Regions from separate parts of the Homo sapiens genome. Here all the other regions are linked to region 4. A link is a contact called in ENCODE Hi-C or POLR2A ChIA-PET data. All regions are on one chromosome and are shown on one strand. Each heading gives the region's core, a stretch centred on a gene start or an enhancer-like site at or near the end of the contact. The rest is flanking DNA. Distances are from core to core; before and after follow the strand shown.

Region 1 (6,553 bases), core at 751-3,250, 880 kb before region 4:
AGACGCAAACATGAATTTCTTTTTTTTTTTTTTTGAGATGGAGTCTCACTCTGTTGCCCAGGCTGGAGCGCAGTGGCACGACCTCGGCTCACTGCAACCTTCGCCTCCTGGGCTCAAGCGATTCTCCTGCCTCAGCCTCCCAAGTAGCTGGGACTACAGGAGCGCGCCACCATGCTTGGCTAATGTGTTTTTTTGTATTTTTTTAGTTGAATCCGGGTTTCACCACGTTGGCCAGGCTGGTCTAGAACTCCTGACCTCAAGTGATCCGCCCGCCTCGGCCTCCCAAAGTGCTGGGATTACAGGCATGAGCCATCGCGCCAGGCTGGAATTTTTTTTTATGACAAAGAGACAGAAAAATTGTCCAAATATGTCAAAGGAAAACAAATACTATGTATTCTTAAAAATTGAACGTTACGGCCGGACACGGTGGCTCACGCCTATAATCCCAGCACTTTGGAACGCCGAGCCAGGCGGATCACCTGAGGTCAGGAGTTCGAGACCAACCTGGTCAACTGGGCGAAACCCTGTCTCTACTAAAAATACAAAAATTAGCCGGGCGTGGTGGGTGCCTGTAATCTCAGCTACTCGGGAGACTAAAGCAGGAGAATCGCTCGAACCCGGGAGGCTAAGGTTGCAGTTAATCTAGATCCCGCCACTGCACTCCAGCCTGGGTGACAGAGGGAGACTGTCTCAAAAAAAAACAAATAAAGTTACCTTTGACCCCATTTGTAAATTTATTCTAAGATAACAATCAGACCAGGTGTAATATCTCACACTTGTAATCCCAACACTTTGGAAGGCGAAGGCGTGAGGGTCGCTTGAGGCCAGAAGTTTTGAGACCAGCCTGGGCAACAGTCTCTTATTAAAAAAAAAAAAAAAAGACCATATCAAACAAATCCTTCCGGCAGAATTGTTTATCTTGTGACAAATTGGAAACTATCTCAATGCTCATCGGTGGTTAAATCACATACTGTAAAGTCCATAAAAATAACAATACCTATCTGTATTTATTGATTATCACCAAAATGTTAGCAGTGGTTGTCACTGAATGGTAGACTGGCAGATGACTGTCATTTTCTACCTTAAGACTTTTTGTGTCGTCTTGAGTGTTTTGCCAGGAAAGGAGAATTAACTGCTTTTATAATGGGGATGAGGGACCAGAACAAGGTATTTTCAAACTGGAGGCCCCCAAAGCTGAGTCTCTGGAAAATTTCTAAAAAGTCTAAACAAAATTCTTATCATGCCAACCAGGCACGCTTCTTTCCTCGCACCGCGCGGCGCAGAAAGACACACCCCTGACTCTGCGCTCGTCCCTCGGGCTCGGGTCCTCCACGCTCAGCCCCGGCCCTCCCGGTCCCCGCGGACCCTCCCCTCGGGCCCAATGCGCCAGCTGGCTCCGCAGGGCCGGAAAAGCGCGTTCCTCGGCAGCCTGGCGCCGCCGGGAAGGTGCGCGCAGCCCGCCCGGCAGCCCCGGGATGGCGTGAGGGCCGCCTCCCCGGCTAGCCCCAGCGGACCCCTGCCGCCAGCAGGCCGCCCTCCCTCCGCGGGCTTCCGGGAGCGGGTCCTGGCGCCAGCGCGACCTCCCGGGCCCCGGCGAACCGAGGGAGCGTCCCCTTTCCCCGCCTGACGGGCGCCGACCCGCCCCTGCGGTGCCGCGGCCGCCGAGTCTCCGACGCGCCCCCAGGTCCCGGGTTCGCGCCAGGAGGCCCCTCCGGGCTTCCGTCGGCCGGCCAGCGCCCGCAAAGCCCGGCGTCCTCCACAGCGGGCGGGCAAGGGGCGGGAGCCCACGGCCCCGCGCCCTGCGGCCCCGAGCGGAGCGGCGCCCCGCGGGCCCGTCTCGCCGTCTGCCCTGGCTGCGGCCCGCGGCCCCGCTGCCCACCGCCCACCGCCCGACCCCGCCCGCCAGCCCCCGCCTGCGCCCGCCGCGCCCGCTCCTCACCTGCGACGCGCCCCGGCCCCCAGCGCACCGCCTTGGACCGGCTGTGTACACCGGAAGTTACGTCTCCGGTCCGGCCCCGCCCCCGCCTCGGGCGGACGCGGGGAGGTTGCGGATCCCGCGCCTAGAGCGGACTCTCCTCTCGCATTAGAGGGGAGGGGGCGCCCCGGAGCCTCCTCTCCTGGGACCCTGGGCCCCCAAGCGGGACGGCCGGGGCGGAGGTTGAGGACTGGCGGCCAGAGCCGGAGGTCCACCCAGATCCCCCACCATGGCTTGGCCCCCGGGCGGGAGGGGTCGGGCTGCGTCCTCCTGGATTTATTACTGAAATTGACTGAAATCGATTACTGGCGTATGGAGTGTTTCCTAGATGCCAGGCCCCGACGGGCACTGCAGGAACGGGTAGTGCTCTCTCCCTCATAAGTTTATTCCTTAGTGGTAAATACACAATACCATTGTCACATATCCGGGTGATAATATAGTACCAATGGTGACAAGTGGTAGGAGGGGAAAGAGTAAGAGGGAGGGAGAGAGTACCCTGACCTAGTAAAGGAGAGTGATCCGGAATTCCCCCAGGGAAAGAGCAGGAGCTGAGGTCCTAAGGGGTAGAAGGGAGAAAAAAAAAAAAAAAAACGAGAAGGGAGGAGAACACATTACGCAGAAGCAGCAGCAAGGGTCTTCCAGTTCTGTGGGTTTTGTTTGTTTGAGACGGAGTCTTGCTCTATCGCCCAGGCTGGAGTGCAGTGACGTGATCTTGGCTCGCTGCAACCTCCACCTCCCGGGTTCAAGTGATTCTCCTGCCTCAGCCTCCCGGATAGCTGCGATTACAAGCGTGCGCCACCACGCCCGGCTAATTTTTGTGTTATTAGTAGAGACGGGATTTCCCCATGTTGGCCACGCTGGTCTCAAACTCCTGACCTCAGGTGTTCCGCCCACCTCGGCCTCCCAAAGTGCTTGAGCCACGGAGCATGGCCCAGTTTTGTGTTCCAATAATAAATCAGAGTGGTGAGAAGTTAGGTCTTACTTGACAGTGTTGCAAAACTAATGAGTTTTAAGCAAGAGGTGATTTGTCCATACTTGAGAGTGTAAAGGGGTTACTCTAGATGCAGTGTGGAGAAGGAAGGACTACGGAGGGGAGGCAAGAGTGGATATAAATGTGTACACCCATGTTCATATTAGTCAGAAGGTGGAAGCAACCCAATGTCCATCCACGGGTGAATGGGTTCACAAAATGTGGTATAAACATAACAATAGAATATTACTCAGCGTTGAAGGAGGCCGGGCGCCGTGGCTTACGCCTGTAATCCCAGCACTTTGGGAGGCCAAGGCGCGTGGATCACCTGAGGTCAGGAGTTCGAGACCAGCCTGACCAACATGATGAAACCCCGTCTCTACTAAAAATACAAAATCAGCCAGGCGTGGTGGCGCATGCCTATAATCCCAGCTACGATGCAAATAGATGAGCTTTGAAGATATTATGCCAAAAGAAACCAGTCACAAAGACAAATATCCTATGATTCCACTTACATAAGGTACCTAGAGTAGTCAAAAACATAGAGACGGGCCAGGCATGGTGGCTCATGCCTGTAATCCCAGCACTATGGGAGGCTGAGGCAGGAGGATCACCTGAGGTCAGGAGCTCCAGACCAGCCTGGCCAACATGGTGAAATCCCATCTGTACTAAAAATACAAAAAGTTAGCCAGGCGTGGTGGTGGAGGCCTATAATCCCAGCTACTTGGAAGGTCGAAGCAGGAGAACAACTTGAACCTGGGAGGCAGAGGTTGCAGTGAGCTGAGATTACGCCACTGTATTCCAGCCTTGGCGATGAAGCGAGAATCTATCTCAAAAAAAAAAAAAAAAGAGGCCGGGTGCAGTGGTTCACGCCTGTAATCCCAACACTTTGGGAGGCCGAGGTGGGCGGATCATGAGGTCAGGAGATCGAGACCATCCTGGCTAACATGGTGAAATCCCATCTGTACTAAAAATACAAAAAGTTAGCCAGGCGTGGTGGTGGAGGCCTATAATCCCAGCTACTTGGAAGGCCGAAGCAGGAGAACAACTTGAACCTGGGAGGCAGAGGTTGCAGTGAGCTGAGATTACGCCACTGTATTCCAGCCTTGGCGATGAAGCGAGAATCTATCTCAAAAAAAAAAAAAAAAGAGGCCGGGTGCAGTGGTTCACGCCTGTAATCCCAACACTTTGGGAGGCCGAGGTGGGCGGATCATGAGGTCAGGAGATCGAGACCATCCTGGCTAACATGGTGAAACCCCGTCTCTACTAAAAATACAACAAAAAATTAGCCGGGCGTGGTGGTGGACGCCTGTATTCCCAGCTACTCTGGAGGCTGAGGCAGGAGAACTGTGTGAACCCGGGAGGCAGAGCTTGCAGTGAGCCGAGATTGCGCCACTGCACTCCAGCCTGGGTGACAGAGCGAGACTCCATCTCAAAAAAAAAAAAAAAAAAGAAAGAAATGTAGAAGTTCTAATATTTTCTCCCAGTATCCCAATGGATTGCCTTCCCATACTATGGGGTACATGAACCTCCCTTTGAAAACCATTCATGGACTATGGTAGTGGCAATGGGGATGGAAAAAAAAAAGAAAGTCAAATTTGAGAAAGATTTTGGAATAAAATTGATGTAAAATCAGTGGTGAAATGGATATGGAGGGTGAGGAAGAGGTAGGAATCATGAATGTCTCCTGGGTCTCTGGGATGAGCCATTGTAGTGCTGGCACTCATTGTTTTGGGAAGCCCCGGAAGAGGACCATATTTGGGAGGGTGGAGGATGGGAAGAATGGCCCGAGTTCCAGTGTGAACATGGCATCAAAGAAGAGGCACCAATAAGGCACTTGGGGATGAGGATCTGGAGCTTAGAAGAGAGGTATGTGCTGGAGATGTCAGTGTAGATTGAGGGGATACCTTTCTTGGTGGTTGAATTTTTTTTTTGGACGGAATCTCACTCTGTCACCCAGGCTGGAGTCCAAAGGCGCAATCTCGGCTCACTGCAAGCTCCGCCTCCCGGGTTCACACCATTCTCCTGCCTCAGCCTCCTGAGTAGCTGGAACTACAGGCGCCCGCCACCACGCCCGGCTAATTTTTTTTTGTATTTTTAGTAGAGACGGTGTTTCACCATGTTAGCCAGGATGGTCTCGATCTCCTGGCCTCGTGATCCGCCCGCCTCGGCCTCCCAAAGTGCTGAGATTGCAGGTGTGAGACACTGTGCCCGGCCTCCCTCCCAGTTTTAAGCAATTCTCCTGTCTCAGCCTCCCGAGTAGCTGGAATTACAGGCACGCACCACCATGCCCAGCTAATTTGTGTATTTTTAGTAGAGACGGGGTTTCACCATGCTGGCCAGGCTGGCCTTGAATTCGTGGCCTCAAGTGATCCACCGCCTCGGCCTCCCAAAGTGCTGGGATTACAGGTGTGAGCCACTGCACCTGGCCTTGGTGGTTGCTTTTTTAAGGTAGAAGAGACTTAAACATGTTTTAAGGTCAAAGAGGAAGATCTGGTTGAAAGTGGCTGAGGATATAGGAGAGAGATGATCTGGTTCTTCTTGTGAAGGTTCTGAAAAGGCTTGAAGGAGGGGATCTAAAATGCTTGGTGGGATCGGGCCTGGTGGCTCACAGTAGTAATCCCAACACTTTGGAAGGCCAAGGTGGGCTCATTGCTTGAGCCTAGGAGTTTGAGATCAGCCTGGGCAACATAGTGAAACCCTGTCTCTACAAAAAATACAAAAATTAACTAGGCACATTGGCATACACCTGTAGTCCCAGCTACTTAGGAAGCTGGAGTGAGAGGATCACTTGAGCCCAGGGAGTTCAAAGTTGCAGTGAGCCATGATTGCACCACTGCACTCCAGCCTGGGTGACAGAGCGAGACTCTGTCTCAAAATACATAAATCCATAAATAAAATGCTTGGTGGTAGGTTTACCTTAGACTGCAGCAAAGAGTGAGGGGAGTGGGAAAGGTCTGGAAGCACAAAGGTGAGTGGACAAAAGAAACATGGTAGAATTTCCCAGTAGTACTGAGGATTCACTGCAGGTTGACAACTATAGACATCTTTCTTTATTTTATTTGTTTATCAATTTTTGAGATGGAATCTCACTCTGTCACCCAGGCTGGAGTGCAGTGGTGCAATCTCGGCCCATTGCAACCTCCTCCTACCAGGTTCAAGCGATTCTCCTGCCTCAGCCCCTGGGTGTCTGGGATTACAGGCACCCGCCACCACGCCCAGCTAATTTTTGTATTTTTAGTAGAGACGGGGTTTCATCATGTTGGCAAGGCTGGTCTCGAACTCCTGACCTCAGGTGATCTGCCCTGCTCAGCTTCCCAAAGTGCAGGGATTACAGGCGTGAGCCATCGTGCTGGCCTGTAGACATCTCCTTTCTACTAAGGGACTTGTCCAGTAGCTTTTAGGTGAAAGGGAAGAAGGTGGAGCAATGATTCTTCAGAAGGTTGAGTAACGGAGAGTAGGGCAAGAGTGTTCCTGAGATGAGGGGCTGGGCTGTAGGACCCGAGCCACAGGAGGAGAGTTGTAAGAGGGAAGAGGACAGCTGGCTTGGAGGAAGTGTGCCTGGGTGCTAGTGTCCTCTTGCTTTTGTAGGCTGGAAAAGGAGCTAG
Region 2 (5,814 bases), core at 87-2,586, 990 kb before region 4:
GAACTCAAGATACTCAAGGTCCTGGGGACTCCCAGGAGCCCAGCTCACCCACCACTCTGTCGGTTACCAGTTATGCCTCCCCAAGCAGAACATTACCAAGTCCACCAGCATCCGCATCACGTCCTCCGTCACCAGGTTCTTGGAGTAATCCACCAGGATATGCCCATGGTTGGTGTTGAGGGTCAAGCTGCAGAAAGATGGAGATGCTGCTGACCACACCCTGGTCTCCCTAGCGGGGAGCCATGCCCTAAGCAGGAGCTGTTCCCAGAAGAAACATCCTCCCTGACCCACGCCCCACAAGGGCCGCGGCCACCCAGCACAGTGGTGGTGTCTGTCACCTGCTGGCCCACCAGGATGATCTGCAACAGCAGCCCAGAGAAAGAAGCCATCCTCACAGACCGTAGATGCAGGCAGACCCTGGATGAGGAGCCCGGACTGAAGTGGGGGACCACCCCTTCCCAGGGCTTCCACTTTCTGCCGTAAGTTACTCAGGCACCCATCCAGATGACAGGGATGGCCATCGGGACGTCTAGCCCGGAGCCACAGTCGCTCCCCTCCCCCGCCTCCACCAGTATCAGTGATCAGAGCTCCCTTGGCCGCACTCCCGCCCATGATTTGCTCAAACACTCCTTCCCACTTCCCGGTCGTGCACAGGTGTCTTCTGCAGGAATCACGCCCGACGTCTCCATCCTTCCACCCAGCTCCCTCAAACACCCCCGCCCGGGCTGCCCGCCCTGCAGACGCTCCCAAGCTCATGTGGCCAGGAGCGGATGGAAAGGGACAGCCCTTTCCCGCTTGCTGCGTCAGCCAAGGCCTCTCTTCACAACTGCGAAAGGAGCCCCTGCTCAAATGGCCAGAGCTGCACGGGGAGGAGGAGGGGAAATGTCCCCACGGAGGGGCCCGTTTTTCCTCGTAACGAAGCAGACCCGGGGCCGAGACTCCCGGCGAGGCTGCAAGCCCCCAGGAACGCACTCCAAGGAGACTCCAAGGACGAAGTGCGGACTCGGCCTGGGCCCCAGTCCGTGGCCTGGAGGTCGGGGACTGGGGTCCCCGGGCACCGCTGCCCCCGCCTCCAGACCCCAGGCCCGCGTGCCCGGTTCCGGGCGCCGCGCGTGGCAGCCCCCGCCTCCGGCCCGCCCGCACCTGAAGTGGTTGAAGCGGTCCTTGTTGGCATCGAAGAGGCGGCGCAGGTTCAGCTCGGAGCGGTGCTCGCGGTACCATTGCTGCAGCTTCTGGAACTGGGGGTCCCGGGTGAGAGCGGCCATGGCGGGACTAGAAGGTACACTGAGTGAGACGCGAGCCGAGGAGGAAGGAGCGCCGGCAGCGCGCAGCAAGCGAGGCGCGTGGGCGCGCGGCGGCCTTTATGGCGCAGGCGCCCGGCCCGGCCCGGCCCGGCCCCACCCCTGAGCCCCGGCCCCGCCCCCGACCCGCGCCCCGATACCCAGGCCGGGTGCCCGCTGAGCGACCTTGCCCGCGGCCGCTGATCTGGGGCCTCAGCTCCTCTCTCCCTACCTCTTGCGCCGCCGCTTTGCTGGCCTCTGCCCGGAAGTGGCAGTGGGGAGGGTGGGCAGAGCCCGGGGATCACTGGAGCCCAGGTGTTGGAGGCTGCAGAGAGCTACCATCGCGCCGCTGCACTCCCTGTGCACTAGTCGGCTTCATTCATTCATTCGACAAAACTCTATAGATCGAACACCTTCCACGTTACAGGCAGTGTTCTAGGCGCTGTGGATACATATGTGCCAAATAAGCAAGTACAACAGATGATGTGTGTCTGCTGGTGGTAAGGGCTATTGAGGAAAACCAAGATGAAAAGGGTGCTGAGAATCGGGGTTGCAATTAAGAAAAAAGTGACTAGGCCGGGCGCGGTGGCTCACGCCTGTAATCTCATCACTTTGGGAGGCCGAGGCAGGCGGATCATGTGAGGCCAGGAGTTCCAGACCAGACTGGCCAACCTGGTGAAACCTCATCTCTACTGAAAAAAAAAATGCAAAAATTAGCCGGGCCTGGTGACACGTGCCTGTATTCCCAGCTAACTCGGGAGGCTGAGGCAGGATAATCACTTGAACCTGGGAGGTGAAGACTGCAGTGAGCCACTGTACTCCAGCCTGGGTGGCAGAGTGAGACTCCATCTCAAAAAAAAAAAAAAAGATGAGGTCAGAGAGCAAAAGGGAGGCAACAAGATCACGTAAGACCTTGTAAGTCATTGTAAGAACTCTGGGGCTGGGCACTCCTGCCTATAATCCCAGCACTTTGGGAGGTGGGATAGCTTGACGCCAGGAGTTCAAGCCGAGCCTGGGCAAGACAGCAAAACACTGCTTCTAAAATACTAAAAATAAATTAGCGGGGCATGTGGTGGTGCATATCTGCAGAGTCCCAGCTACTCGGGAGGCCAAGGCAGGAGGATCACTTGAGTCCAGGAGTTAGAGGCTGCCGTGATTACCACCACTGTACTCCAGCTTGGGTGACACAGCAACACCTTGTCTTAAAAAAAAGAAAAGAAAAGAAAAGAAAATAGGGAAAGGCTGACAACAAAAGAAATAAGTGGTCACTGAGGGGTCACAGGACTTTCCAGGGAACAGCCCTGTCCACATGGCCCTTTTCTAAGAACTGTCAACTCTTAAGATTTCACTGAGCTTCCACACCTAGCACAACCCTGGTAGTGCTGAACAGTATCTGTTCTACTGGAGTTCTTTTTTTGTTTGTTTGTTTGTTTGAGATGGAGTCTCGCTCTGTCACCAGGCTGGAGTGCAGTGGCGTGATCTCAGCTCACTGCAACCTCCACCTCCCTGGTTCAAGCGATTCTCCTGCCTCAGCCTCCTGAGTAGCTGGGACTACAGGCGCACGCCACCACACCCAACTAATTTTTGTATTTTTAGTAGAGATGGAGTTTCACCATGTTGGCCAGGATGGTCTCAATCTCTTGACCTCATTATCCGCCTGCCTCAGCCTCCCAAAGTGCTGGGATTACAGGCATGAGCCACTGCGCCTGGCCTCTACGGGGGTTCTGAGAAACACTCCAATCAGGGTTTTCTAAGCCAGTTACTCATCTACACAGAAGAGAATTCCCACCCCAAATCCTCTGTTTCAGAACAAAACCTCAACCAATGGGAAGGCGAGTCTCAGTAGCCACTGCCCCATTATCACTTACCCTGTGATTCCTCAGATGACTCTAGCCCAATAGTAACCACTGACTCCCTCTGACTCCTCCTTCTTTTTTTTTTTTTGAGACAGGGTCTCACTCTGTCACACCCAGGTTGGAGTGCAGTGACACGATCTTGTCTCACTACAGCCTCTGCCTCCCAGGCTCAAGCGATCTTTTCAACTCACCCTTCTGAGTAGCCAGGACTACAGGTGTGCACCACCATGCCCAGCTAATTTTTTCCTTGTAGAGACAAGCTTTGTTATTTTTTGTACAGACGAGGTTTCATCATGTTGCTCAGGCTAGTCTCGAATCCTTGGGTGCAAGTGATCTGCCTGCCTTGGCTTCCCAAAGTGCTGGGATTACAGGCATGCAGCACTGCACCTGCAAACTGAGACTGCCTTTTTCTAGTAGGTTATTTTGGTGACCAGATGGACGGCTGTTGTTCTTTGTCTAAAACCATCCTCTCCCACCCGTGTTTCTACCCCTGCCTGAATCCATCAGAGATGAGCACATAACTTATGCCAGCTAAACAGGGTCCTTTTCCAGGGCCCTGCAGCCAGCAGCAGAAAGTCTCTGCTTTTTATGGTGTTAAGCTGCCTGTCAGAAAGGACAGACCTGAGCTCTAGCCCCTGGTCTTGAGGAAAATAACGAAGAGAATGATCCCCACAGAGATGTCAGAGTGAATCTCACAGTGCCCAGGTTCCTGGGGCCAGGCCACCTCTACCTGCAGCTAGAATGTAAACCAACGATTCCCTTTAGTGTCTGTTTGGAGTTCAGTTGTCATTCACAACTCCAAGTCTTTCCAAAGATGTTACGGGTGTTCACCTTTCCACTGCCACAGTCTTGTCCAGTGTCCTCTCCCGACCACCAGGAACCCTAGAAACAGCTTTGGGTATTGCGAAAGAGGCAGGAGGTGAGGCCTCTGATGATTGCCATTTCAAAGGTTTCCCCTGCCTTTTAATCTTCCATAATGTACACCTCTGCAACTTGGCCTCTGTGATTCCCAGAAGCTTCAACTATTCCAGATTTCACATTTACTTTGAAACTCCAGTTACATGGATTTTCTTTTTTTCTTCTTTTTTTTTGAGATGAAGTTTCACTCTTGTTGCCCAGGCTAGAGTGCAATGGCACGATGTTGGCTCACTGCAACCTCTGCTTCCCTGCAACCTCCACCTCCCAGGTTCAAGCAATTCTCTTGCCTCAGCCTCCCTAGTAGCTGGGGTTACAGGCACCCGCCACCTCACCAGGCTAATTTTTTTTTTTTTTTTTTTTTTTTGAGATGGAGTCTCCCTCTATCACCAGGCCAGAGTGCAGTGGCACCATCTCGGCTCACTGCAACCTCCGACTCCCTGGTTCAAGCAATTCTCCTGCTTCAGCCTCCCGAGTAGCTGAGATTACAGGCATGCAACACTACGTCCAGCTAATTTTTGTATTTTTAGTAGAGTTGGGGTTTCACTGTGTTGACCAGGATGGTCTCGATCTCCTGACCTCGTGATCCGTCTGCCTCAGCCTCCCAAAGTGCTGGGATTACAGGCGTGAGCCACTGCACCCGGCCTAATTTTTGTATTTTTAGTAGAGATGGGGTTTCACCATGTTGGCCAGGGTAGTCTCGAACTCCTGACCTAAGGTAATCCACCCACCTCGGCTTCCCAAAGTGCTGGGATTACAGGCATGCAACACCGCGCCCAGCCTGGATTTTCTATGTTAGCAGGAAACTAGGTTCCTATCTGGTGGGCCATAAATCACAGTGGCTACAGGGAGAAAGCACAGAAAAGTAAGAAGAAAAGTCTAATCCAAAGCCATTTTGGATTAGAAAGTACTAATCCAAAGCCATTCATCATCATACTACAAAACTACCAACACGGCCACTACTCCAGCCAGGTTTACTACGTGCACAGCTCCATGCTAAATCCTTTCCATGTATCCCTCATGGCAGTCCTATGAAGGATACCCTGTTGTCCTCCCCATTTAACAGAGAGGTTAAGAAATGTGAAATGAGGCCGGGCACGGTGGCTCACGCCTGTAATCCCAGTACTTTTGGAGGCTGAGGTGGGTGGATCACGAGTTCAGGAGTTCGAGACCAGCCTGAGCAACATGGTGAAACCCCCGTCTCTACTAAAAATACAAAAAAATTAGCTGGACGTGGTGGCGGGCACCTGTAATCCCAGCTACTTGAGAGGCTGAGGCAAGAGAATGGAGTGAACCCAGGAGGCAGAGCTTACAGTGAGCTGAATCATGCCACTGCACTCCAGCCTGGGCGACAGAGCGAGACTCTGTCTCAAAAAAAAAGGAAAGAAAGAAATGTGAAACAAGGCCGGGTGCAGTGACTCACACCTGTAATCCCAACACTTTGGGAGGCCGAGGCAGGTGGATCACTTGAAGCCAGGAGTTTGAGACCAGTCTGGCCACCATGGTGAAACCCTGTCTCTACTAAAATTACAAAAATTAGCCAGGCGTGGTGGCGGACACCTGTAATCCCAGTTACTGGGGAGGCTGAGGCAGGAGAATCACTTGAACCCGGGTGGCAGAGGTTGCAGCGAGCCAAGATCATGCCACTGCACTCCGGCCTGGGTCACAGAGTGACACCCTGTCTCCAAAAAAATAGAAAGAAAGAAATATGAAACAAGCCACTCTGCTCTTAACTAGAGAATCAACCCAGGCTGCCTGGTTCC
Region 3 (5,679 bases), core at 562-3,061, 680 kb after region 4:
TGTTTCCTCTAGAATCAAGGCCATCAAACTACAGATGGTCTTACAAACGGAAACCCAAATGAGCTCAACTAACAACTTCTACCGAGGACCCCTGGACCGACCCACTGGCCCTTTCACTGGCCTAGAGAGTTCCCCTCTGGAGGACACTACAACTGCAGGGCCCCTTCTTTGCCCCTGTCCAGCAGGAAGTAGCTAGAGCAGTCATTGCCCAATTCCCAACAGCAGATGGGGTGCCCTGTTTAGAGGCGGGATTGAGAGGTGAAGCCCCTGGACTTCCTGGGTCCAGTGGGGACTTGGAGAACTTTTCTGTCTAGCTAAAGATTTGTAAATGCACCAATCAGCACTCTGTAAAAACGCACCAATCAGTGCTCTGTGTCTAGCTAAAGGTTTGTAAATGCACCAATCAGTACTATGTAAAAACGCACCAATCAGTGCTCTGTCTAGCTAAAGATTTGTAAACGCACCAATCCGCACTCTGTAAAAATGGACCAATCAGCACTCTGCAAAATGGACCAATCAGCAGGACATGGGCAGGGCCAAATAAGGGAATAAAAGCTGGCCACCCAGCCACCAGCACCCAACCTGCTCTGATCCCCTTCCGCTGTGGGAGGTTTGTTCTTTTGCTCTTTGCAATAAATCTTGCTGCTGCTCACTCCTTGGGTCCGCACTACCTTTATAAGCTGTAACACTGACCACAAATGTCTGCAGCTTCGCTCCTGAAGCCAGCGAGACCACAAACCCACCAAGAGGAACAAACAACTCCTGACGCACCACCTTTAAGAGCTGTAACACTCACTGCGAAGGTCTGCGGCTTCAATCCTGAAGTCAGCGAGACCACGAACCTACCAGAAGGAAGAAACTCCAGACACATCTGAACATCTGAAGGAAGAAACTGGACACACCATCTTTAAGAACTGTAACACTCACTTCGAGGGTCCGCGGCTTTATTCTTAAAGTCAGCGAGACCAAGAACCCACTGGAAGGAACCAATTCTGGACACACCAGGAGCTGGAGACGAGCCTGGGTGTGCAACACAGAGAGACAAGACCCCCATCTGTACCAAAAATAAATAAAAATAGGAAGACTGGATCATATTAAGTCTGTTCTCCAAGAAAACCAAATTAAACGGCTGTGGAGATGTACTATGTCTACACATGTACAAGTGCTTACACAGTGGCCACGCTGGAGGAACCACGTGGAGAGACAGGCTCCAGGCCTTGAGACCCCAAAGCCTAGGAAAGCAGAGAGCACTTCACCAAGAGCATGGCTTTGGTCTACAGGGGTGAGAGTTTCCAGCCCGTCTAAGCGTTCCTTGCTGCTTAATCTCTCTGGGCTTGGCCTATGCGGGGGTCCCTTGGGGGCCTGGGCCGCTGGGAGGGGTCCTCCCTCTCACGTCCTGGCGGTCCGCAGCAAGGCCCTGAGCAGGCCTTACCTGGTAGCCCACCACCTCCGCCAAGTCGGGGTAGACGGGCGGCGGCTCGCGCAGGCAGCACAGGAAGAAGGCCGTGTCAAAGCGGCGAGTGGTGCCCCGCAAGAAAGGGGTGAGCCAGGCGCTCCAGTTGTGCAGCGCCCAGATGTCGGGTGTGCAGTCGAGGTGGGCGCACAGCCGCAGGAAGTGGCGCGGGTCCTGGCGCACGCGGTCGCGCCAGGAGGCCAGGCCCGGCGGTGGCTCCAGGGCGAGGCCAGGCCCGGGTGCTGGGCCTGGTGGGGAAGTCCTGGGCCGCAGCAGCAGCACGCCCGCCTCCTCAAAGGCCTCCCGCACGGCGCAGATGCGGAAGGCTACGTCCTCAGGCAGCGTCCCAGTGTTGTCGGTCTTGTGGTCATCGGTGTCGGGCAGCGACGGGAAAGCGGTGCGGCTGAATGGCGCCGGGCCCAGGCCGAAGCGCGGCGGCCCGTGGTGCGGCGCGAAGAGGCCCAGCCAGTCCGCCGAGCGGTCGGCCGCATCCAGCACTCCGCCGGAGAAGACGTGCGCGCCCGGCATGAAGCCTTGGTGCGGGGAGCGCTGCAGCAGCAGCAGCCGGAAGCCCTCGGCCGGCGGCGGGCGCGACGGCGGGGTGGCGGTCTCCGGGCGCGACCAGCCAGCCGCCAGGACGATGCTGGCCGCCCGCCGCCAGCGGCTGGGGCCCGGCCGCAGGGAGCTGCTCATGGCGCGCAGCTTCCCGGATCCGATTCTGGCGCGGCCTGAGCTCCACGGCAGGTGGCCCGGCCCTGCAGGGACCCCAGCACCTCCGGGGGCCTCGCGGGAATTGAGGACGAGCCTCTGGCGTTGGGTGAACCTGGGCGTTTGGTCGGCAACGGCGCCTGCCTGTGGGAGGGGCACCCGAGCAGGGACCGCCTCGAGTGCACTGGGGCCCAGCTAGGGCACTCTCGCGGGACAATGGGTGTCACGGCAGCCAGCGACCGTTTGTCATTCACAGCTGCCTGAAAGGAGGACCGCAGTATTCCCACGCAGGAAGCTTGGACCAAAAGCAGGAATGCTTAAGGGCGCATATGACTTGCCATGGTAAAAAACAGGATGCCAACCCAGGCCTGATGACATCCACCTCACTAAAAGCTAAGGACTAGGACTTTCTGCTTTAAACAAGGACCCACATGTGGGTGTTTTCTGTGGGAGAGGGAGAGAGGACATTCGAAGGGCAGAAGTCTGACCTTTGCAAGCACACGTGAACCACACCAATGAGAAATGAATGGACGAGCCAGATGCCAATTTATAAATTTCCTACTGCACACCTTGAATGTGAAAGGTACTCCCAGAGTAATTTCTCTCGTGTTCTGGTTACCTTTTATTGTCAGGGCGCCTGGGGACGGCCTTAGGTGTCTTAGGACATTTGACGAGTTCCACTTTGATGGGAGATGTTTAATCTGGGCCTCCACATGGAGATTTCTCTCCACCTTGTTAGTGTCTAGAAGACTTCCACCTCCAATAGCAGGATTATGATCTTTTGAAAAGCCTGTGTAAATTTGAGTCTTTTCTTTTATAACTCCTTATCAGTCACCGACAGCTTTTCCCATAATTGCTATTATAATTGGATCACACATTTGTTATGTTTTTGGATGAAATACACTATACCCCTGCCGACCCTCACAAACCATCATTTTAATGTGGGTTATTTCCTGGGTAGAATCCACAGATGACATTGTCAATATTTAGGGGTTTTGTTTGTTTTTTTGTTTGAAGAGACCTGGTCTCTGGCCAGGCGCTGTGGCTTACACCTGTAATCCCAGCACTTTGGGAGGCCGAGGTGGTCGGATCACCTGAGGCCAGGACTTCAAGACCAGCATGGCCAACATGGCAAAACCCCGCCTCTACTAAAAATACAAAAATTAGCTGGGTGTGGCGGCCCGCGCCTATAGTTGCAGCTACTCAGGAGGCTGAGGCAGGAGAATCACTTGAATCTGGGTGGAGGTTGCTGTGAGCCAAGATCCTGCCACTGCATTCCGGCATGGGTGACAGAGCGAGACTCTGTCTCAAAAAAATAAATAAATAAATAAAATAAAAATACAGAGCAATGGAGAGAAAGGCACTCAGGTGATTAAAGTAACATGTCTTCAATACTAGGAGTAATAATAATCCTAGGGGATAATAATATTAGTAGTTACTGGGTACAGTGTGTGAGGCACTAGGAACTTTATTAGTATTAGTTGTGTAATTCTTACAAAACCCCATGAAGTGGAAACAGTTACCACTATTTTACAGATGACTAACCATTTATGGAGGGATTAAGGGTCTTAAGAACATACTACTCCCTTTGCTGTAAAATAACACCGTGGTTTTGTAGGTGAATGTGTGTGTTTCAACATCAGCTGGTTTTCACAGAAGCTGGTTACTCATGAGTGAGATGACCAAGTCCTGGTCCTGGGTGCATAGCAAAACAACAGAAACTGAACCTTTTTTTTTTTTGAGAGGGAGTCTGGCGCTCTCACCAGGCTGGAGTGCAGTGGTGCGATCTCGGCTTACTGCAATATCTGCCTCTCGGGTTCAAGCAATTCTCCTGCCTCAGCCTCTGGAGTAGCTGGGATTGCAGGCGCATGCTACTACGCCTGACTAATTTTTGTATTTTTAGCAGAGACAAGGTTTCATCATGTTGGTGAGGCTGGTCTCTAACGCCTGACCTCAAGTGATCTGCCTACCTCAGCCTCCCAAAGTGCTGGGATTACAGGTGTGAGCCACCACACCTGGCAGAAACTGGACCTTAACCAACACAGAACAGTGTCCAAAATGTGCACACTGCCATGACTGTCATATTTGGGGCACTGAGATGACACAATTACAGTTTATGGATTCAGAGATCATGTCATATAAACTCAGTTATCTGAACTGTAGCCAAGAAATGATACAGAAGCAAAGAACTATCCATGAGCATTCAAAGAGATACAGATATCATATTCATATCTAAAGTGCTCTGCTCACAGGATAATTTGTGGATATGTTATTTACCTAATGCTGTTAACAAATTAGTCAAAAACTTGGTGGATTAAATCAATAAACACTTATTGTCCAGGCATGGTGGGTAATGTCTGTAACCCTAACACTTAGGGAGGGCGAGGCGGGAGGATAACTTGAGGCCAGGAATTCAAGACCAGCCTGGGAAACACAGTGAGACCCCTCCTCTTAAAAGAAAATTAGTGGGGAGGTGCAGTGGCTCACGCCTATAATCACAGCACTTTGGGAGGCCAAGGTGGGCGGATCACAGGTCAGGAGATCGAGACCATCCTGGCTAACACGGTGAAACCCCATCTCTACTAAAAATACAAAAAATTAGCCGGGTGTGGTGGCAGGCGCCTGTAGTCCCAGCTACTCAGGAGGCTGAGGCAGGAGAATGGCAAGAACCCGGGAGGCAGAGCTTGCAGTGAGCTGAGATTGCGCCACTGCACTCCAGCCTGGGTGACAGAGTGAGACTCCGTCTCAAAAAAAAAAAAAAGAAAAAGAAAATTAGCTGGGTGTGGTATCACATGCCTGTAGTCCCAGCTACTCAAGAGGCTGAGATGGGAGGATCGCTTGGGCCCAGGAGTTGGAGGCTGCAGTGAGCCATGATCACGCCACTGCACTCCGACCTGGGTGACAGAGCAAGACTCTGCCTCAAAAGAAAAAAAAAGATGGGGCACAGTGGCTCACACCTGTAATCCCAGCACTTTGGGAGGCCGAGGTGGGTGGATCACCTGAGGTCACAAGTTTGAGGCCAGCCTGGCCAACATGGTGAGACCCCGTCTCTACTAAAAATACAAAAAATAAAAATAAAAATTAGCTGGGTGTGGTCGTGGGCACCTGTAATCCCAGCTACTCGGGAGGCTGAGGCAGGAGAATCGCTTGAACCCGGGAGGCAGAGGTTGCAGTGAGCTGAGATAGTGCTACTGCACTGCAGCCTAGGTGAGAGAGCAAGACTCTGTTTCAAAATCAAAAGCAAAACAAAACAAAAAAAACAAGAAAAACAAACAAAAAACAATGGACATTGATTATCCCACCTTTTCTGTTGATCAGGGATTAGGGACCACCTCCATGTGGTGATCCTAACTCAGTATCTCCCATGAGGCTGTGATCAGCATGTCAGCCAGGGCTTGTCCAGCACTGGGAGATCCACTTCCTCAATGGCTCACTCACATGGCTGTTGGCAGGGGGCCTAGTTCCTTACCGCATGGATCTTTCCATAGGGTTGCTTCAATGTCTTCAGGACTTGGTGG
Region 4 (6,176 bases), core at 3,174-5,673:
CTATCCTATCAACATGAGGCCACTTCAAGACAAACTAAGTTCAGTGAACGGTGTCCACCAAGGAATCAGGGCACTCTTAGAAATTTAGAAAGCAGTGTTAGGAACATAAAACTATCCTGTTCTCTTTTCACAAAACTGCTAAAATCACATCAGTGGAAAAAATCTGGAGTCAGATTTATGCAGTGATCCCACAATGAGGGAAAGCTCAGTTAGCAAACACCAGTAGCTACACCCAAACCTTCAGCCAGGCAATTCTGTACACTGTTTATTGGTCTCTTTTTAAAAAACATCTTTGCTTTGAAAAGTCCATGTGTCATTACTTTCCATTGTTTTCAAAGCCACACAGCCGACTCTGAGCTAGTAGGTCATCTGTTCTCACGCCAACACTAAGGCAAGACAAAAAGCATCCCTCCAAACCATGAGGGCGATCCACTCCAAGCCTATCTTCAGTAATGGACAGTTCACAATTTCCCTTGGTCATCATTAGGTTGCCTCATTTTTCTTCCAGTAGAAAAGTGGCTGTTTAGTATTAATCTGAGCCACATTTAGTGCCACCTAACATTATTATTATCCATTTGGTGTCAAGTGAGAGGTGCTTTACTCAATTTTTAAGAACTTGTTTAACACCTCCCCTGAGACTGTCTTAACAATCATAATCATGTTCACCTTATTTCTCTACTTTTTTTTTAATATACCAATTATATTTTTAGCCTTTAAAGCTCTCTACAGTCAACTTGTCCATGCTCAGAGATAGCAATGATCCAAAGCGGTAGAGACCAGTGACCAGGCCAGTTCTTGTCTTGGCTGTGGCTCCCCCTATTTTAGTTTGGGCAAATCTCTTTTCTTCCATGGCTGTCTGTTCCCCACATGCAAATGAGGGATGTGGAATAGTAAGACACTTTCCTACAGACAACACACCACGACCTTCAGTCACTAACAAACAGCTCTTACTCACTACAGGGTCCACGTTCAGCAACGTTCACGCCTGTTTCCGTATCCAAAGATACAGGAACAGGGAAGGGCTTTTTCACCTCTGCCTGACTCATCTTGCAAGGTACTAGGCTGAACGTGTGTGGTAGGTGAGGTTTTAAAGGTAAGCCCTTTGGCCTGAAAAGAGTATTCACTGAACCTACAAACTGGTGAAAATGTAAGAAAGAGAAACTTGGAGATAATCAAAATAACTCCAAGAATGTTTTGTTTAGTAAGTTCTTTAACCATATAAATAGCTCTTAAAGTGAAGATTAACCAAGTAAAAGGGGATCAAAGAGCTAAGTGATTTTACACTGAAAAGGCCACTCTCATTTACGCTTTGTTCCTCCACACACATTTACTGAACACCTACAACAGGCAAAAAGTGTTTATTTGAAAGCTGGACACTCAGTCCTAAATTCAAGTCTGGCTCCTCTGTGGACAAACACTATTCCAAAGTTCAGGCTACAGGATGCAGGGCGGCGCCTGGCTTCCTTCCATGTGAATCACTCAAGGAGGAAACAGCAGGAAAGCTGAAGAGCAGTGGTTCTCAAAGTGTGGTCCCTGGACCAGCATCATCATCATCCAGGAACTCTTTAGAAATGTAACTTCTCAGGCTGCCCCAGACTTAGAATCAGGAGTTCTAAGAACAGAGCTGAGTAATCTTTTCATAAGGAGACCTCCAAGTAACTCTGAATACACTGAAGTCTGAGGGCCTCTGCTGCTGATTCCCAATGAATATTGAGAATGGTGGACTAAGTGGGTAATAGGCTTTGTTTTAATTCAAACTTAATTCAAGTAATGTTCATTCACGTCAGTCACACTGAAAGCGCAGAATGTTAGAATGAGTAAAACAAAATCAAATTTTTCTCAAGTTTCACCTGGGAAAATAAACCTATCAAGAATTTTCCTAACCCTTTTGTCCCTTTTCTCCACAGACCTAGAACCCAATATTCCTCCCCTTGCCCACCAAAATAAATTTTTCACTCGATTTCCTCAATGAAGGTCAACATTTCAAAATAGTCACAGATGTTTCTCCTTGGTCCTAACTCTGTTTAGTCTCTGGGATTTGACAATTCCACCTAAAACAAACAAAAAAAAAACTTCCCATCTACTCTTCCTCTCCATCCCAATCCCATCGAAATCACCTTAGGCCACTATCATCTCTCAGGGACACTGGTCTCTGGTCTAGCCTGCTTCCTCCAACCTCTGTCTCCAGAGCAATTGAACACTCAAACCTGAGTGAGTCATTCTCCTGGTGAAAATTCATCTCTGGCTCCAGTCTACAGGATCAAATCCAAGGTCCTGACCCTCTCTCCTCCCTCACACCACATCTTGACAGTACTAAACCACTATCTGTATCCTAAATGGTCTGTGCTTTCTCTTTTCTTTGGGCATCTGGGAAAATTTGTTCCCTAGGTCTGTCAACTCCAGCCGCATCGTGTCTCCCTGCAGATCTTCACAAGCATCTAGCGCAGGGTCCATGAGGAAGGGGACGTCCCCTTTCTGGGAGTACAGAAGTGGGTCACTGGAGCATTAGAAGAACATCAACATCATCTTTCTAACCCAATCCTTTTGAAGTGATTTACAACACACAAAACAAATAGACTATTTGTAAATGAACATCCATTAGGAGGTCATGCTCATTTTTGTCTTTTTTTTACTGATAGAGCTAGAAAGCCACAAACGCAGGAGGCCAGTGTACCTATCAATATAACAACCCATGGAACCAACCCTCCCAAGAACGCACAATACAGCTGGAATCGTGGCTACCTGTATTTACCATTACTGTGACCAAGTGAGGCAATCTTAGACCACGAGACCAAATTCAGCCCCACGAGGTCCTATTTGTCTTTACCAGGGGCTCAGCACATAGTGTTTAATTTCCCAGGGATGAAACCATCTCTCCAAGATCAGACAGCCTTGCAGACAGACATGATGTGATCTTGAGAATTTAAAGGATATTCTCAATGAAGTTTTGTTTCCATCTACTTTTTTTAAAAGCAGGTATTAAAAATAACTGAACCAGCCAAGTGTGCCCACCAAAAGCAGGAATCAAGAAGCTGAAATATGCTTCAGCTCCCTTGTACCCTGTAATTATTTAGCCTTGTTTACAGCAACTTTTTCCAGAAGCAGAATCGACCTTATGAACAGCTTATCCCAAATACTACTCAAGGGCTAACAGATGACCACATCTTAAATATCAAGAGCTTCTAGGTGTAGAATGTCTTCGTAAAGCAAGCCCTTATAGGATTTTCTTTTAAAATTTTCTCTGGGAGTCACATTTCTTTGGGAGAAGTCTGCCTTAAGTGACAACCTATTCATATAAGCAGTCAATTCTGACACAACTACCAATTTTGGTGTCACCCATCAACATTGAGACCTTTCTAAATCTTATACATTTCAGGATGCCAGATTACAGTATAAACTTCAAACAAGAGGAAAACCCAACACGTAAACCTGCGGAAGAGAAGCAACACACCAGCTGCCCTGGAAAACACTCTCCTCCCCCCGCGACACATGCATTTCCATCCTTCGCATCTGGTCACCTCCGCTGGCTGTCGGCCCTGCTCCGCTCCCTCCAACTATGCCTGCGAAGTGCTTCATTTCTTCTCTATTCGACCCGTAGGTGTTGCGTGTTCTTCTAAACTACGTTCAACAGTAAAGTGCAGGACATTCCAACAGCTCCACAAAGAAGCAAAATATTATCTCTGCAAAGTCATGCATTTAAAAACCAGTTGCTTTCCCTATTTTATTGATCAGTCTTTGAACTTCTGAACAGATTTTCGATCACCGCAAGCTGAGCCCTTCTAGAAGATCAGGATTCTAAAGCTCGACTCGGTCCACCTTCTGCTATTCTGGGAACACCCTTCATCCCCAGGGGCCAATGCGAGCCTGGCGGGTCACAGCGCCCGTTTCACCGAGAGGGGGCCGGGCTCCGCAGGGGGCATTCCCCGGCCGTTCGCGCGCTCCCGGCCCGCCGCGAGGGGCGCCCCGGGCAGCGCGGGGGTCGACGGGCGGCGCCGCAGCGCTGGGCCGCGGCCAGGAATGAGCTCAGCGTCCCCGCCGGGTGTTGCCGGCAGGTTGCATCAGACGCCGCGCGGCGCCGCCGCCCGCGCCTCCAGCCTCGCGTGGCCTTCCCGGGCCAGCGGGCCGTCTGGGGCCGGGGCTGGGTTTCCCCGAGCCGGGCCCGCACCCAGTCGAGCGGCCGGCGTCGCCGCGGCCTCCTCCTCCCCGTTCTCAGGGCGCCCGCCGCAGCCTCCTTACCTGCTCCTCTAGCCCGCCTGCCCCCAGGCGGCCTCCACTCCGAGCGGCCCCGCGCGGTGCGGCCCGAGCCGACCCAGGCCTCACAGCCCGCGAGTCAGCGAGGAGGAGCGACGGTTACGAAACCGGCAGCCTCCGCCCGTTCCGCAGCCGCGGCCACCGGCTTCCCCTGCTCGCCGGGGCCGCGCGCGCCGCCGCCGCCATCCCGGCCAATGGGAGCGCCGGCCTGCCGGAGGCACCGCCTTCTCTCGCGACGGGCAGCCCAGTCGACCAATCGTGGGCAGGCTGGCGGCGGGAGGCGGGCCCACGGTGGGGGAGTGGGTTCCGCGCGGCTGGCTCGGCGGGTGTGGCGGGAGCAGGGAGCTGCTTGCTGCGGCGTCCGCGGTCCCTAGGCAGCTCGCCCGGGCTGGCGGCGGCCTAGTGCTGTGGACGACTCAAGTTCGAGTCGGAGGCTGAAAAGCCGTCACCTTGTGGAGGCCAGACGTGCCTTTGGAAGCATTTTCTGAGGTGGTTTTGTGAACCACCGGCGACTGTTTTGGTTTCGCCGCGTCCCTTGGAAGCCCCCGCGGCGTCCCTCACAGAGTTTCTGCGAACGGAACGCCCCGCAGGCGGGCGGGCTTTGTCGCCGCAAAAAGAGTGGAGGCTGACGCGGTGGCTCCCGCCTATAATCTCAGCGCCGAGGGAGGCCGAGGCGGGAGAATGGCTTGAGCCCAGGCGTTGGAGAACCAGCCTGGACAACATAGCGAGACCCCATCTCAGTTACTAATTTTTAAAAAATCGAATGAACCCAGATGTTTCACACATAGGATTAGCATTGATGTCACATGGGTGAAATCCATGTGCTGCAGGCTGTGCTTTGTTGTTAGGGTGAGATGAAGTGAATTTCTTAAAATGATTCTCTTTGGGTGCCTTCCAGGTGCATGGGTGCGAGGTGATCTCTGAAAATAAGCAGCGATCCAGTGTGACTTAAAACTCGCCAGGAGAACCCGAAAGCGTTTTTTTTTTTTTTTTTTTTGAGACGGAGTCTCGCTCTGTCGCCCAGGCTGGAGTGCAGTGGCGCAATCTCGGCTCACTGCAAGCTCCGCCTCCCGGGTTCACGCCATTCTCCTGCCTCAGCCTCCCAAGTAGCTGGGACTACAGGCGCCCGCCACTACGCCCGGCTAATTTTTTGTATTTTTTTAGTAGAGACGGGGTTTCACCGTTTTAGCCGGGATGGTCTCGATCTTCTGACCTCGTGATCCGCCCGCCTCGGCCTCCCAAAGTGCTGGGATTACAGGCGTGAGCCACCGCGCCTGGCCCCGAAAGCGTTTTAACACCAGGAAGCAGCAGCTCGCTGGGCGGAGGGCAGAACTCGCCTGATAGGTTTAATTGCTTCCTCTTTAGCAACGCGTATCGTTCAAACAATTGAGGCTTTGAAAGAGGAAATGTTTCTTCAGCGCCCATGGAACCGGCTCGCCCCGTAAGATTGTTTCGAGGAATCAGTAAGATGATAAAGCAATAAATAAAAATTAAAAGGGGTCACAACGGTGAACAATGGGCTGGGCGCGGTGGCTCAGGTCTGTAATCCCAGCACTCTGCGAGGCCGAGGCAGGCTGATCACTTCAGGTCGGGAATTAGAGACCAGCCTGGGCAACATGGAAAAACCCCATCTCTACCAAAAATACAGAAGATTAGCCGGGTGTGGTGGCGCTGTGCCTGTGGTCCCAGCTACTCTGGAGTCTGAGATGGGAGGATGGCTTGAGCCTGAGAGGCGGAGGTTGCAGTGAGCTGAGATTGAGCCACTGCACTCCAGCCTGAGCCACAGAATGAGATCCCTGTCTCCAAAAAAAAAAAAACAGGTAATAATGCTCACAGATGCACACTTAGGAGAATAAGTGTCATTGAAACAAGTGTGTTTCTTCACGTTGGCTCTCAGTATTCTCAGCTTAAATTTCTTTTCTTCT

Evidence for each region. Hi-C counts contacts between places; a loop is a spot of excess contacts on that map. ChIA-PET counts read pairs that join two places held with the same protein, here RNA polymerase II (POLR2A). Pooled maps may share reads with other maps.
Region 1: a loop to region 4 is called in a map of naive thymus-derived CD4-positive, alpha-beta T cell, with 13 times the contacts of the local background. The contact joins the promoter of GARRE1 here to the promoter of CEBPG in region 4. A Hi-C loop is called at or near these places in 1 of 168 maps with a recorded cell type or tissue (naive thymus-derived CD4-positive, alpha-beta T cell) and 7 of 50 pooled maps. POLR2A ChIA-PET finds 5 or more read pairs at or near these places in 3 of 52 experiments (A549, common myeloid progenitor, CD34-positive and naive thymus-derived CD4-positive, alpha-beta T cell).
Region 2: a pooled map shows a loop between it and region 4 (4-fold over the local background). The contact joins the promoter of GPI here to the promoter of CEBPG in region 4. A Hi-C loop is called at or near these places in 2 of 37 single-sample maps with no recorded cell type and 11 of 50 pooled maps.
Region 3: a loop to region 4 is called in a map of CD14-positive monocyte, with 5 times the contacts of the local background. The contact joins the promoter of NUDT19-DT here to the promoter of CEBPG in region 4. A Hi-C loop is called at or near these places in 1 of 168 maps with a recorded cell type or tissue (CD14-positive monocyte), 8 of 37 single-sample maps with no recorded cell type and 11 of 50 pooled maps. POLR2A ChIA-PET finds 5 or more read pairs at or near these places in 4 of 52 experiments (WTC11, activated T-cell and activated naive CD4-positive, alpha-beta T cell).

The regions. Positions count from the first base shown.
Region 1 is chr19:34,250,001-34,256,553 of GRCh38, reverse strand. GARRE1 (granule associated Rac and RHOG effector 1) reads right to left here and starts at 2,000. Exons shown (of 14, transcript NM_014686.5): 1 at 1,940-2,000. RefSeq lists an enhancer at 1,182-1,703.
Region 2 is chr19:34,360,718-34,366,531 of GRCh38, reverse strand. GPI (glucose-6-phosphate isomerase) reads right to left here and starts at 1,336. Exons shown (of 18, transcript NM_000175.5): 1 at 1,144-1,336; 2 at 97-187. The coding sequence starts at 1,265. RefSeq lists an enhancer at 1-262.
Region 3 is chr19:32,688,428-32,694,106 of GRCh38, reverse strand. It overlaps NUDT19-DT (NUDT19 divergent transcript), which reads left to right and starts at 1,811. Exons shown (of 2, transcript NR_186320.1): 1 at 1,811-2,744. It overlaps NUDT19 (nudix hydrolase 19), which reads right to left and starts at 2,286. Exons shown (of 3, transcript NM_001105570.2): 1 at 1,433-2,286. The coding sequence starts at 2,146. It overlaps LOC124904690 (a long non-coding RNA gene), which reads left to right. Exons shown (of 2, transcript XR_007067226.1): 2 at 13-1,142. RefSeq lists a silencer at 1,914-2,323.
Region 4 is chr19:33,371,956-33,378,131 of GRCh38, reverse strand. CEBPG (CCAAT enhancer binding protein gamma) reads right to left here and starts at 4,423. Exons shown (of 2, transcript NM_001806.4): 1 at 4,237-4,423. RefSeq lists an enhancer at 1-329 and a silencer at 3,827-4,636.